Regions from separate parts of the Homo sapiens genome. Here region 1 is linked to region 2. A link is a loop called in an ENCODE intact Hi-C map of the cell type or tissue named here. Cell type or tissue: heart left ventricle. All regions are shown on one strand. Links, peaks and the distances in the headings refer to the core of each region. The heading gives the core; the rest is flanking DNA.

Region 1 (2,907 bases), core at 226-2,725, 110 kb before region 2:
TGCTTGACGACTTAAATTTATCCCCTGGGGACAGTTAGCATTTGAAGTGTCCTTGTCAGGAGCCCACACTCCAGAGGTGGCTATGTCAACTGCTTCAAATGCCTTTATCTAAATATGCACCTGGGGGTGTTAAAAATAGTTTCTTTGGGAAAATGATGGGTGTTCCAGATGTGACTGGCTGGAAAGAGTGAGCAGGCACTTATGCTGGGGAACGAAGATTACGAGTATCTGGCAAACTCCCGCCGCTCCAGCCTAGAGTTCCATCGGTATCTTGAGTTCCCCTTAGTGGGGGGATTCTGTTGGTTGATACCACAGAAGAATATAATTGCATTTGCTTCCAAGGGACTCTTTCTTGCAAGACATGTCAGAAATCCGGGCTCCCGCCGTTGGGCAGCAGCACCGTGACCTCTAGCAGGCTATTTAGCTCCGGCTTCCGCTTCTGTAGATTGGAGATGATGACAATCTTGCCAGGTGGTGGTGAGGGGTAGCCGAGCTTTAAAATGGCAAGTTTCTGCTGCAGCTCCCTCCGGCTGTGTGGCTGGAGCAAGGTCAGCAAGGCCCCGGGCCCCAGGCCCCGCCATCCCCGGCTACCCGAGAGCGCGGTCGCGGACGACTAGCCAGGACGCCCCTAGAGCCGCCCTTCCTTCCTCCGCCCGCGCCGCGCGGGCCACCCGCGGACATCTGGTGGCTAAGCAGCCTCTCCGGGCTGCTGCCTCCTCCGCCCCCGCTCCGGGAAGCCCCGAGCTGGCGCCCTCGCTCTGGTCGCAGCATCCGGGGCCGCCTCTTTCGCCCCGCGCGTGGCTCCGGAAGCAGGTCGGCTTGCCTCTGGGGATCCGCGCGCCTCTGGGGGTCCGCGCCGGCCCTGCCTTCCCCAGTGGTGGCGGGGGTCGGGGGGCGCCCAGGAGGCCCAGGGGCTGCCCCTCGGCCTCGCCGCAAGCGGCCAGCCGAGGCCAGTGGGCCAGGGCAGCTGCAGGCGCCTCCCTCCCCCGCAGCACTGAACTCCCCCGCCCCGCACTCGAGGCGGCTGCCAGGAACTGAAATATTAATAGGCACAAACTTCCTGGAAAGATTTGCGTCCTCAACACAAATGACCCCGCTTTGCCCACTGAAATAAATAAATAAAGGGCAGCTCCCGGGCCAGGCGGCAGAGGAGCCGGGGGGAACTGCCGGGGAGCCGGGGGGAACTGCCGCGAACCCGCCCCCCAGCCCGGCCTCCGCCGCGGCCCACGCGCTCTCCGCACTGCTCTTGGAACGTCCCGCGGGACGCACCGGGCGGAGGGCGCGGGCTCGGGGCTCCCTTTTTTAAGCAGGGCTTGGGCGCGCGCGGGCAGCCTGGACGCCCCGGGTGGTCGCGCGCACGCCCGGCCACGCGCACGCCCCCGCCCCCGCGCTCCCCGGAGCAGCCCCCGCCCGGCCGCGCGCCCGGCCAGCCAGCCCCTGCCCGCGAGTGACGCGCGCGCCTCCCAGCCTGCGGCTCCTCCTCTCCCGACGCAACTGGCCCGCCCTCCTCTGCGCTCCTCCGCCGGGACATCTGTCATTTAGGAACCTCAAAACAAATCTCCACCTGGCGTTTAGAAATGCGATTTGATTTTCAGAGTTCTTCGATATTCGCATCTCCCGGGATTCCCTGGGCAGGGAGGCAGCTGTGGCCCAGGAGGCCAACGCGCCTCTCCTCGCAGCAGCTCAGGAGGAGGTGACAGGCCAGGAAGCCCCACTCCGACCGCCGCTTTCCCCATGCGCCACGGATTCAGCGCCTGCTCCCATCTTGCCCATAGCACAGTTCCAAAGTAGGGAAGTGTCAGTGCCCAGCTCGACCGCATACCCCATGGAGACCGCATACCCCATGGAGCGGTCCGGACGCCCCAGCTCAGGCTTCAGGCTTCTGAAGGGAACAGCTGCATTTGTTCCAACTGTTCTCCCTACCTGGAAGCCATCCATTCATTCATTTAAAATAGTTATTGAGCGCCTAATAGGTCCTATTCTAGGCACTATTCTAGGAACTGGGGATACGGAGCAAAAACAAACACAAAAATCCCTGCGCTCCTAGAGTTTGTATTGTAATGGGAGAGACAGAGCAACCAAAGTAAAATGTAAAATATGTTAAATAGTGATCAAGCTAAGGGGAAAAAATAACCACAGGGAAGAAGGATATGAAATGTGTGTGTAGGAGAAGTTAAGTGTTGGATAGGGTGCCTGGAAAGGCCTCACTGAGAAGGCTACAGTGATTTTTGAGTAAAGGCCAGAGGGAACCAAGCAAGCCACCCACACAGATATCCGGCGGCCTGCTGTGTTCCCGGAAGAGCAGGGAGGCCAGAGTGGATGGAGCAGAGTGAAGAGGAGGTGCCTAGTGGAAGCCAGGGGCCTACCTCAGTGGCTCATGCCTTTTAATCCCAGCACTTTGAGAGGCCAAGGTGGAAGGATCACTTGAGGCCAGGGGTTCAGGACCAGCTTGGGCAACATCGCAAGCCAGCCCATCCCCTCCCCATCTCTATACTTTTTTTTTTTTTTTTTTTGGAAAATTAGCCAGGCTGGCCGGTAGGGTGGCTTACGCCTGTAATGGTAGCACTTTGGGAGGCTGAAGCTGGTGGATCACTTGAGGCCAGGAGTTGGAGACCAGCCTGGCCAACATGTATTTTTAGCTTTACTAAAAATACAAAAATTAGGCCGGTGGGGGGTCCCAGCACTTTGGGAGCTGAGGCGGGTGGATCCCCTGAGATCAAGAGTTTGAGACCAGCCGGGCCAACATGGTGAAACCCTGTCTCTACTAAAAATACAAAAATTAGCTGGGCATGGTGGCACACATCTGTAATCCCAGCTACTCAGGAGGCTGAGGCAGGAGAATCGCTTGAACCCGGGATGCGAAGTTTGCAATGAACCGAGATCATGCAATTGCACTCCAGCCTGGGC
Region 2 (2,907 bases), core at 272-2,771:
CAGCCAAAGGTTATTTATTTATCAAAGATATTCAGTTAGTGGATATGATGGTTAATTTTATGTCAACTTGCTTGGGCCATCATGTGCCCAGATGTTTGGTCAAACATGATTCTGGGTGTTCCTTTGGGGTGTTTTTGGATGAGGTTAACATTTGAATCAGTAGACTGAGTAAGGCAGGTTGCCTCCCCTAATGTGGGTGGACCACATCCAATCAGTTGAAGGCCTGAATAGAACAAAATGGTTGACACTTGCCCCAGTAAAGGAGAACTCCTCCTGCCTGACTCCTTTTGAACTGAGACATCAGCTTTTCCCTGCCTTTGGACTTGAGGACTTGAACTAAAACACAGACTCTTTCTTAGTTCTCCAGTCTGCTGGCCTTCTTGTGGGAACTACACCATTAGCTCTCCTGGGTCTCCAGCTTGCCGACTCACCCTGCAGATCTTGGGACTTGTCAGCCTCCATAATCATGTGAGCCAATTCCTTATTATCTATCTATGTATTTATTGATCTATCTGTCTATTCATCCATCCATTCATCCTATTGGTTCTGTTTCTCTGGAAAACCCTAATAGAGTAGACATACACCAATGTCAACTAATTAAACTACCCCCAAAGGCCTATCACTTCTCCAGCAAGAAAATCCCTCTTTGAAATGCTTGGCTATACAGAATTCAAACAGGATCATGGATTTTTATTGACCAGAGAGAAATCAAGTTCAATGTTGAAAAAAATTCTAGTACTGAGATACTAAATTTCTGGAAGATAGGCACTATGCTAGTTTTGCTTTATAGTTTTAGTACAGTGAATAATATAGAAATTTTATTTTTTAAATGAAACAGCATTGTTTGATGGTGATGATAAGAGTAATGATAACCAGTAGGGCTTTGTAAGCTAGTGTTGTCATGATAATGCAAACAAGGTAATATCTAGAGCAACTGGGAGTGATAGAATTTATTGGCGGAAGTCCACTCTGAAGGACGGTCCTTTTGTCTTGCTGATACTACAAAGAGGTGGGCTTCTACACTCAGCACTGACTGTGAGGCCAACTTTTTATCTCTGCTCTGCACCTCTACCCTAGTGTTCTTTTCTGCCCTCTCATGCTCCTTTCCAGTGTCAGTGCTGAACACAACCCTTCTCTGCCTCTCAACTCCACCTCACCATTGTCCTGTTTTCTTCCATCCAATAAGGAAGGAGGGCGGGGCTGTGCCTTCCCTGACAGCCAGCATCTTGGGACTTGCTTCAGGCTCCACCTCCCACACCATCCACCACCCGCTGTGGACTACACAGCTCTCACCCAGATGCTGTTTTTCCATCCTAGGAGCTGACCTCATTGTCCCTGGGGCTGGAGCCATCTATAAGGCAACACTTGCCAATTTGGGGGTTTATGGCATTTTTGCATTTCTGGCACAGAAGGAGTCAGCCTGTCCCATTGTCTTTTGTCATAAATAAGGTATTAGCAACCACCTTTCCTCTCTGCGCACAAACATGGCTGAAAACACAGAAGTGCGACTTGCATGTCACACATGGATATCGATTCACTAGTTTAGGAGCGTGGCTGCTGTTTATGGAAATTGCCAGCATACAGTTCTGCTTCCTGTTCTTGCAGACCAGCATGACATTTGGCTCGATTGAGCCCCTGTCATGGGTTGCCACACAAACATTGTCTGTCTGGTGCTGTCATTTCCTGGCAGTGAACAATTATTCCACATTGCCTCAAGATGCCCTCCCAGTGTCCCTCTCACGGCAGCAGAACCAGTCCTCAAAAGGCAAATGTGTGGCCAGAGCATTCTTCTGGAGAACATAGGCAGGAACAAAGCCAGTGTGGTTTACTGGAAAGCACACCAAATATAGTCTGAGGAGCATGGCCACACTATGTAGACAATAGAGGAACTGGCCCCCCTCCCACTCACCATTTAGTTGTCACAACCACACACGTGCCTTCCTGTGCCTTCCCTGACGTCATGAGGTGGGAAAGGTAGCAGCAGTTGGCTCTTTTCCATAATCACTGATCAGCCCCGCCACATAGCACTGTCAACTGGAAGCTACCACACACCCATAGTAACCCAGCTAATAGCTGTCTTTCTAGATTTTTTTTTTTTCACTGATGTGCACTGTGTTCTTGGCCATAGCCCTAACTTTACATGCTTCAATTTCCTCATTCTTTAAAGGAATTTAATAGCAATCCAAGTTAAATTCTGCATCCTTACAATAGATTGTTATATTAGTGCAAAATATATTTCATCATATGTACATTGAGAATAATTAACTTCTACCTTAGTAATCCATCAAGTATCCAACTAATATTTACTTAATATCTACTCTGTACATGTCATGGTACTACACGCTCATTTTGAAGTTTTAACAACAAATTATATATTACTTGGAAATTTGTGTCTTTCAAAAGCTAATATCAATGGTTATTTCATATTTTAAATGACAAATACCTATTCAATACTTGGGATTCTTTAAATAATAGGAATTTAAATGCAACAGAGGGATAAAAAGCGAAAAATTCCATTCAGACATCAGGTTTTATGAGGACTAAATATAATGTTAGTAATAAATGATGTGGAGTTTCCTTACTGGAAAGTACTACTTATGCCAGGCACGGCAGGTCACGCCTGTAATCCCAGCACTTTGGGAGGCTGAGGCGGGAGGATCTTTTGAGCCCAAGAGTTCAAGACCAGCCTGGGCAACTTAGCGAAAAACTCGTCTTTACAAAAAATTTAAAAATTAGCCAGGTGTGGTGGCATGCACCTGTAATCCATCTGGAGTCTGTGGCAGATCACTTGAGCCCAGGAGTTCAAGGCTGCGTGTGCTATGATTGCGCCACTACACTCCAGCCCAGGTGGCAGAGCGAGTGTCTCAAAAAAGAAAGAAAGAAAGAAAAAAAAGACTAATCATAATA

What was found. Peaks named below come from ENCODE experiments on the same cell type or tissue, not always from the same donor. Only the 100,000 strongest peaks of a DNase experiment are listed, where the experiment ranks them.
Region 1: it touches region 2 in a loop (6-fold over the local background); 55 of 110 quality-filtered maps call a loop at or near these places.

Annotation. Positions count from the first base shown.
Region 1 is chr1:226,108,540-226,111,446 of GRCh38, reverse strand. No RefSeq gene overlaps it. Among named protein-coding and RNA genes, the nearest start is that of LINC01703, 26 kb to the right of the region's middle. RefSeq lists silencers at 371-420, 801-1,260, 1,341-1,440. In heart left ventricle, for the core only: a CTCF peak has its summit at 1,577; DNase peaks (open chromatin) are centred at 736, 1,026 and 1,396; H3K4me3 peaks cover 2,264 bases; H3K27ac peaks cover 2,422 bases.
Region 2 is chr1:226,001,228-226,004,134 of GRCh38, reverse strand. No RefSeq gene overlaps it. Among named protein-coding and RNA genes, the nearest start is that of SDE2, 3.3 kb to the right of the region's middle. In heart left ventricle, for the core only: no CTCF peak of the experiment used is centred there; DNase peaks (open chromatin) are centred at 1,214 and 1,728; H3K4me3 peaks cover 321 bases; H3K27ac peaks cover 2,280 bases.